Linked DNA regions of Homo sapiens: region 1 is linked to region 2. The links are chromatin contacts, found by Hi-C or POLR2A ChIA-PET in ENCODE. All regions are on one chromosome and are shown on one strand. The core of a region is the stretch at or near the end of the contact, and the rest is flanking DNA. Distances in the headings are between cores, read along the strand shown. Region 1 holds the start of COMMD7 (COMM domain containing 7). Region 2 holds the start of HM13-AS1 (HM13 antisense RNA 1).

The links. A loop is a pair of places that touch in the nucleus more often than their neighbours do. ChIA-PET counts read pairs that join two places held with the same protein, here RNA polymerase II (POLR2A). Pooled maps may share reads with other maps.
Region 1: a loop to region 2 is called in a pooled map, with 3 times the contacts of the local background. The contact joins the promoter of COMMD7 here to the promoter of HM13-AS1 in region 2. A Hi-C loop is called at or near these places in 2 of 50 pooled maps. POLR2A ChIA-PET finds 5 or more read pairs at or near these places in 2 of 52 experiments (Caco-2 and activated CD4-positive, alpha-beta memory T cell).

What each region holds. Positions count from the first base shown.
Region 1 is chr20:32,741,032-32,745,248 of GRCh38, forward strand. COMMD7 (COMM domain containing 7) reads right to left here and starts at 2,436. Exons shown (of 9, transcript NM_053041.3): 1 at 2,277-2,436. The coding sequence starts at 2,360. RefSeq lists enhancers at 101-602, 1,272-2,099, 2,987-3,931 and silencers at 1,053-1,227, 2,212-2,281, 2,462-2,691.
Region 2 is chr20:31,571,611-31,575,790 of GRCh38, forward strand. It overlaps HM13-AS1 (HM13 antisense RNA 1), which reads right to left and starts at 1,653. Exons shown (of 3, transcript NR_046853.2): 1 at 1,532-1,653; 2 at 1,189-1,313. LOC107985416 (a long non-coding RNA gene) reads left to right here and starts at 1,400. Exons shown (of 3, transcript XR_005647051.2): 1 at 1,400-1,828. RefSeq lists an enhancer at 1,010-1,551 and silencers at 1,353-1,932, 3,435-3,604.

The DNA of each region.
Region 1 (4,217 bases), core at 1,186-3,685, 1.2 Mb after region 2:
ACTTGGGAGCCTGAGGCAAAAGAATCACTTGAGCCCAGGAGGTGAAGTTTGCAGTGAGCCAAGATCACGCCACTGCACTCCAGCCTGGGTGACAGAGGAAGACTCCGTCTAAAACAAACAAACAAACAAAAAAAAACTGACAGTAGGCTAAGGTCAACTTATCAAAAACAGAAAAAAAAAAATTTTTTTTTAGGGATGGGGGTCTCACTATGCTGCCCAGGCTGGAGTGCAATGGCTATTCACAGGTGGAATCACCATGCACTACAGCCTTGAAATCCTGGGCTCAAGTGATCCTCCTGTCTCAGCCTCCCAAGTAGCTGGGACTACTGTGGTAGCTGTGCCACCGTACCCAACTAGAAAGTTGTTTTTTTTTTTTTGAGATGAAGTCTCACTCTATTGCCCAGGCTGGAATGCAGTGGTGCAATCGCAGCTTACTGCAACCTCCACCTCTCAGGTTCAGGCGATTCTCCTGCCTTAGCCTCCAGAGTAGCCGGGACTACAAGTGCCCGCCACTACACCCAGCTAATTTTTGTATTTTTAGTAGAGACAGGGTTTCATCATGTTGGCCAGGATGGTCTCGATCTCCTGACCTTGTGATCCGCCCACCTTGGCCTCCCAAAGTCCTAGGGTAGGTGTGAGCCACCGTGCCCGGCCTATTTTTTATCTTTTATACTGTATTTGTACTGTACCTTTTCTATTTAGATTTGTCTAAACACACAAATATTTACCATTATAGTCCAGTTGCCTATGGTATTCAGTACAGTCACATGCTGTATAGGTTTGTAGCCTAGGAGCAATGCGCTATACCATATATCCTAGGGTGCAGTAGGTTTGTGTAAATAAACTCTAGGATGCTTGCATAAGATAAACTCAGGGCTGGGCACAGTGGCTCACGCCTGTAATCCCAACACTCTGGGAGGCTGAGGTGGGCAGATCACCTGAGGTCAGGTGTTCAAGACCAGCCTGGCCAACATGGTCAAACCCCATCTCTACTAAAAATACAAAAATTAGCTGGGCATGGTGGCGTGTGCCTGTAGTCCCAGTTACTCGGGAGACTGAGACAGAGAACTGGTTGAACCTGGGAGGCGGAGGTTGCAGTGACCCGAGATCGCGCCACTGCACTCCAGCCTGGGTGACAGAATGAGACTACGTCTCAAAAAAAAAAAATTAATTTCCATTTCTATTTAATTTTTAAATGTGGCTACTACAAAATGCAAAGTTAGAAATGTGGCTTGCAAATTTTTCTATTGCATAGCTCAAGCTTAGAACCTTCCTGTCGTTACAAGTTCTAAGTTTGGTTTTTATCTCGCAAGCAGCACTACTGTGTGGGAAGTTGTGGGGGGTATGGAGATGAAAGAAGAGGGGCGCTACCTCCTGGGAAGTGACAACCTAGCGGGGGAAATAGATGTATCTTCCCAGTGGGGGTGAGAAGTGTCATTCTCACCTATTTCAGCAGCCTTGGTGGTATGAAAAGGCATCCCAACCAGCACAGAAGCAGGATGCCTCCAAGACTGCCTTGGTTGGCACCTGCAGCCTGAAGGGGGAGAAAAAGGCTTTGCTAGCTCCCCTACCATCGAGGATGAAGACCCCCACTGTACACAGTGTATAAGGTTTCTTTCCATGTGAATCCCAGTGACTCTCCTTAACTGGGTGGAGGTGGAAGGTGTCATCAGCCTTGTCCCAGATCGAGCCCCTCAGGCCCACAGAGCCCCAGTGGGGCCTGGCTATTACTGACACTCATGTCACACTGAGATGTAAGACGGCAGCCCAGGCCAAGCTTCCCCGGGCCCCCTCAGATTCTCGGGCCCTCCCACTCCCCTCAGGCTTCCTCGGCCTCCCTGCCAAACATCTATCTCCCTTTGGACCCCACTGCTCCCCAAAACTCCCCACGCCCTTAGTCTGTTCCTTCAGTTCCCCAAACTCCTTCAGCCTCATCTAGACTCCCCTCCGTCCCTCTTCTAGGACCCCAAAAGCTCTCCTCGGCCCCAGGACCCCGCAGAGGTCCCGTAGTCCCATCTCTGAGACCCCACAAAGCCTTTCGGACCCCTCAGGTGGCCCTTAGGCCTCCGGAGATCCCTTGGCTCCCCACACTCTCCTCAGACCCCAGCTCACCTTAGCCTCGCCCCGAACCCACCTCACACACCCCAAACGCCCACAAGACGCCGCTCTGTCTAGTCTCTCCCAACTCCCGCGCACCCCCGGACGTCCCCCCCACCCCAGGCCCGGATCCTGGAATCACCTGGGCCCCGCGCCCCACGCCCCGCCGCCGGGCCCACCTGCGCGCCCAGCTGGTTCAGCTGCTGCATGTCGCCGCCCACGGCCTCCGGCACCGGGTCCTCAGTGCAGTGCAGGCGGCCCATGGCGCGCGCCCCAGCCCCGCAGGTTCCACCGCCGCCGCCGCCCTGCTCAGCTTCCTCCTCCGCTGCCGCTGCCACCGCTGCCGGCCTCTCCGCGCATCCACAACCGCACTTTCGCCACGGCCGTCGCAGCGCACTCCTCCCCCGGCCGCCCTGGGCTGTCCGGAGCCGGGGAGCCCTCGCAGGGCCGCGGACACGCGCGGCCGCCGGGCTCCGGGGAGGGGCAGGGGCGGCGCCGGCACCGGCAGACGCGAGGTTTCCTGCCAGCTCTCCCGCTGAGTGACCTTTGGGTACGGCGCTTGGCCTCTCTGAACCTCAGTTTCACCATCTGAGAAAATGATGGCTGGGGTAGCTCCTTAAATGAGTTAAGCCTCCAGAAATGTTTAACGCAGAGACCGGCACACAAGAGGTCTTCAATCAATGGCTAGCTGCTATTATCATCATCACTGTTACTATGCACTCCAGAGATATTTATGGCAGCCTACTCGATGCCAGACACTGGGGACAGGGAAGGGAACAAAGCAGGCCAGAGTGTCTCTCGGAGAGCTGACATCAGAGTAGAGACTAGGTCTCAACCTTGGAAGGGCATCAGCATCACCCCAGCATCACCTGGTATTGCCGGGCCCCGCCCCCAGAGGATCTGATTCGAAAGGCCAGGGTGGAGCCTGAGAATTTGCATTTCCAATAAGCACCCAGGGACTACACTTTGAGACCTTCTGGAGTGGAAGAAACTGACTTACCAAAGTTTCCTCAAAATAGTGCGAGGGCTTTGACTGTGCGGGGCAGGGAGGGTGGTGGTGAGGTGGGTGAGGGGAGGTTACTGAGACCGTGATCATCACTGCAGCCCCTCAAACACTCTAACCCCCATGCCCTCTCTTCCCAGGGGCTCCTCACAGTTCCCAGGTGAATATTACCCTAATCCCCACTGGAAACATGAGAAAATAGAGACATGCTACCCAGAATCTAGGAACTGAACGCCAAGCCTAAGGGCTTCACCTAGCCCCTAAGTCCAGCCTTGAGGGTAAAGAGGTAATGCCGAGAAACCTGGAGCAGGGAAATGTGGGGGGTTTGGCTGGCCTTCCTCACCAGCCCTCCTCCTCTCCTCTACCCTTTCCTGAAAATCCCTTCTGTAAAAGTATAAACAAAATGTCTTCTACCCGGCCCGGCGCGGTGGCTCACTCCTGTAATCCCAGCACTTTGGGAGGCTGAGGCGGGCGGATCACTTGAGGTCAGGAGTTTGAGACCAGCCTCAACATGGAGAAACTCCGTCTCTACTAAAAATACAAAATTAGCCGGGCGTAGTGGTGCATGTCTGTAATCTCAGCTACTCGGGAGGCTGAGGCAGGAGAATTCCCTGAACCCGGGAGGCATAGGTTGCGGTAAGCCGAGATCGCGCCATTGCACTCCAGCCTGGGCAACAAGAGCGAAACTCCGTCTCAAAGAAAAAACAAAAAAGTCTTCTACCCAAAGGCCAAGCCCATCCCCTTCAGTCATTATATCATTCATACATTCATTCAACAAATATTGAGTGGCACATGCCTGTGGTCCCAGCTACTCGGAGGCTGAGGCAAGAGGATCACTTGAGATCTTGAGATCGAGACTGCAGTGAACCCAGATGGCGCCACTGCACTCCAGCCTGGGCGACAGAGCAAGACCACATCTCCATAAAAAAAAAAGAAGGTCTGCTGTGAGGCAGATACCATGACATGATAGGGGGTGGGGATTCCACAGTGACACAACCAGATGAACCAGATGCAGTGCCTGGCCTCTGAGAAGTCAGAATTGACCCAGGGGGCAGACGCAAGTGTGTGTGAAAGTATTAAGGGATGCCAAAAAGTAGGAGGTGCTTTGAGAATGTGT
Region 2 (4,180 bases), core at 403-2,902:
ATACGTACTACACTGTCTACCATAGAGTAAGCTAGAGAAAATGTAATTAAGAAAATCCTAAGAGCCAGGCATGGTGGCTCATGCCTGTAATCCCAGCATTTTGGGAGGCCAAGATGGGCAGATCAGGAGGTCAGGAGATCGAGACCATCCTGGCTAACATGGTGAAACCCCCGTTTCTACTAAAAATACAAAAAATTAGCCGGGCATGATGGCAGGCGCCTGTAGTCTCAGCTACTCGGGAGGCTGAGGCAGGAGAATGGCCTGAACCCGGGAGGCAGAGCTTGCAGTAAGCCGAGAGAGGCAGGCGGATCACAAAGTCAGGAGTTCGAGACCAGCCTGGCCAATATGGTGAAACCCCGACTCTACTAAAAATACAAAAATTAGCCTGGCATGGTGGCAGGCGACTGTAGTCCCAGCTACTCAGGAGGCTGAGGTGGGAGAATCACTTGAACCCAAGAGGCGGAGGTTGCAGTGAGCCAAGATTGCACCACCGCACTCCAGCCTGGGGGACAGAGTGAGACTCCGTCTCAAAAAAAAAAAAATTATTCAGTGAAAGTGGATCATCATAAATAAAGATCTTCATCCTGGTCTCTGTGTTGAGGAAGAGGAGGGGGTTGGTCTTGGTGTCTCAGGGGTGGCAGAGGTAGAAAAAAAGTCCACGTTTAAGTGCACCTGCACAATTGAAACCCGTGTTCAAGTTTCAAATGTATCTTAAGATTTACTTAATCGTTGTAACAACACTTTGAGGTACCTACATCATTCTTACGATGGGGAAACTGAGGCAGAGACCGTAAGGGCGGGCCCAGGGGGCATGTGAACCCAGAGTGTCTGGCTTCCAAGACTCGTATTCACCGTGGTGCCGTTTGACATGATCAGGATAATGGATCCCTGGTTCCTTTTGGGGGCAGCATTGGAGAAGGGGGTTTGGCACCGTCAGTCTGACAGCAGGGCTGGCTCCTGCAGTGTGAATGAAGCGGTCTTGTGCTCGACTGTGAAGGGGGGTTAGGACCTGCTTCCCAGGGCGGGTCCAGCTTTCTGAGGGAAAGCCTTCAGAGCCTCCATCAGGCCGGCACCAGGTACCAGTTAAGCACTGGGCAGGGAACAGAAGTGGTCAAACGCCGCTTGCCGCGACTTGAAACTGCTGAATAAATGGATAATGTCAAGCGCTATGGCTTAGGGCAGTAGTACCTCCGGTTCCTACGATCGTGTCTGGGGTCCCTGAGGAGCAAGGCAAGAGTCGGCCATTCAGGAGGTCAGAGTTCAGCTGTTCTTGCACAAGCAGGGAAGCTGAGTCACCCCAAACACGGGCAAGACTAGCGGTGGTATCAAATGGCTATCAGGGGCGGGGCCTCAGGGGCCTGCCCCTGCCTCCCCGCCCTGCGTTTGGATTCCCTCCAGCATTCCGGGCCAGGGCGCGGGAGGCGGAGGCCGAGGAGAGGACGGGAGGAGGCTGCATCCTGCCCTGGTGCGTCAGGAAGGGCCGAGCGAGCGGGAAGGAAAGCACCACCCCCCACCCCCGCCGCGGCCACACCTGGGTTCTCCAGGCGGGCAGGGGGGCCCCCGGGCCGGCGCCTGGCTCCAGCAAGTCTGGGCCGCCTCCCCGCGCCGCCCCGCGGGGGCCGCCAGATGGGCTGCCCGCCCGCCAGCTCAGCGACGCAGGCAGGAAACGCCGGCCGGGCTGCCAGGAACGCGCGCAGGGGAGGGGGCGGGCCCGGCCGGGCCACGCCCGCCGGAGGGGAAGGAGGGGCCAAGCACCGCCCGGCGGGGACTGGTGAGCTCCAAGAGCCTGCGATCCCGGTCCCTGCCTTTACTAGATGGGTTTCCTTGGGTAGGTCGTTTTACTTCTCTGTGCCTCACTTTCCCTACCTGTAAAGCGGGGCTGCCTGTCTCCGCTCTTTTTCCCTTTTCTCTTTTATTTGTGCAGCAGGGTTTCACTCTGTCGCCCAGGCTGAAGTGCAGTGGCGCGATCACGGCCCACTGCAACCTCGACCTCCTGGGCTCAAGCGATCCTCCCACCTCAGGTGGGAATATAGGTGTGTCCCACCACGCCTGGCTTTTTTTTTTTTCCCCTAGTTGAAACGGCGGTTCTCACTCTTGCTCAGGCTGGTCTCGAACTCAGGCTCAAGCAATCTTCCCACCTCGGCCTCCCAAAGTGCTGGGATTAGAGGCGTGAGCCACCGCGCCGTGCCTCAGCTATTTTCGTGTGACCGTGTGATCTCAGGACACTTTCTTTCCCTTCTCTTCCTTGGTTTTCTTACCTGAAAAATGGGGTGAACAATTGAACCTCCCTCAACCATGGGCTAAGCCTTTGTTTTCCTCTCCACCGTAGCCCCAACACTTGGCCCATTGCCTGAAACATGAAGGCACTCAGTATTTGTTGTAAGAGTGACTATAAAGGTTTGGGACAATCCTGAGGGCCTGGCTACAGCAGGCACTTCATAAATGGACACAAATTATCAAATTACCTAGAGTCTAATGTTTACCAACCTGCGGCTTCAGGCAAGTGACTTCCCATCTCTGAGCTTCACTTTCCTCGTCTACATAATGGCTGTGAGGATTAAGTAAAATAAATAAATACATGGAAATCACACATAGTGTGTTCTCAATAGATATTTATGGAAGAGTCTCCAAAATATTAAAAAAAGGGAGATACTATTTTGAGTAAATTTGAGGGCAAGGAATATACAAAGGAGTTAGGTGGCTTGGAAGAAGATTTTTGCTATATATGTAAACTAAGCTGTGTGTGGGTGGGTATTTTGCTTGTTGGTTTTTGAGACAGGCTCTCACTGTAGTCCAGGCTGGAGTGCAGTGTGGCAGTCATAGCTCACTGTAACCTTGAACTCCTGCACTCAAGCCATCCTCCCACTTCAGCCTCCTGAGTAGTTAGGACTACAGGTGCGTGCTACCACACCCTGCTCACTTTGCATTTTTTTTTTATTTTATTTATTTATTTTTTTGAGACATAGTCTCGCTGTGTCGCCCATGCTGGAGTGCAGTGGCGCAATCTCGGCTCACTGCAAGCTCCACCTCCCGGGTTCATGCCATTCTCCTGCCTCAGCCTCCCAAGTAGCTGGGACTACAGGCGCCCACCACCACCCTGGCTAATTTTTTTTTGTATTTTTAGTAGAGACGGGGTTTCACCGTGTTAACCAGGATGGTCTCCATCTCCTGACCTCATGATCCGCCCGTCTAGGCCTCCCAAACATGCTGGGATTAGAGGCGTGAACCACCACGCCCGGCCTCATTTTGTATTTTTAAAACTTTGGCCCGGGCGCGCTGTGGCTCACCTCTGTAATCCAGCACTTTGGGAGGCCACGGCAGGCAGATCACGAGGTCAGGAGTTAGAGACCAGCCTGACCAACATGGTGAAACCCTGTCTGTATTAAAAAGAAATATGGTCAGGTGCAGTGGCTCACGCCTGTAATCCCAACACTTCGGGAGGCCAAGGCGGACTGATCATTTGAGGTCAGGAGTTTGAGAGCAGCCTGGCCAACATGGTGAAATCCCGTTTCTACTAAAAATGAAATAAAATTAGCTGGGTGTGGTGGCACGCGCCTGTAGTCCCAGCTACTCGGGAGGCAGAGGCAGGAGAATTGCTTGAACCCAGGAGGTGGAGGTTGCAGTGAGCCGAGATGGTGCCATTGCACTCCAGCCTGGGCAACAAGAGTGAAACTCCGTCTCAAAAAAAAAAAAAAAAGAAAAGTTTTTTAATTAGGCTGGACATGGCTCACACCTGTAATCCCAGCACTTGGGACGCAAAAGGATGTAGAATGCTTGAGGCCAGGAGTTCAAGACCAGCCTGAGCAACATAGCAAGACTCCTCCCAATCTCTAAAAAATTTTCTTGGCCGGGCGCGGTGGCTCATGCCTGTAATCCCAGCACTTTGGGAGGCCGAGACAGGTGGATCACCTGAGGTGAGGAGCTCGAGACCAGCCTGACCAACATGGTGAAACCCCGTCTCTACTAAAAAATACAAAAATTAGCCAGGAATGGTGGTGGGTGCCTGTAATCCCAGCTACTTGGGAGCCTGAGGCAGGAAAATCTCTTGAACGCGGGAGGCAGAAGTTGCAAGTGAGCCGAGATCATGCCATTGCACTCTAGCCTAGGCAACAGAGCACGACTCCTTATCAAAAAAAGAAAAAAAAAAAAAGGTCGGGCACAGTGGTTTACGCCTGTAATC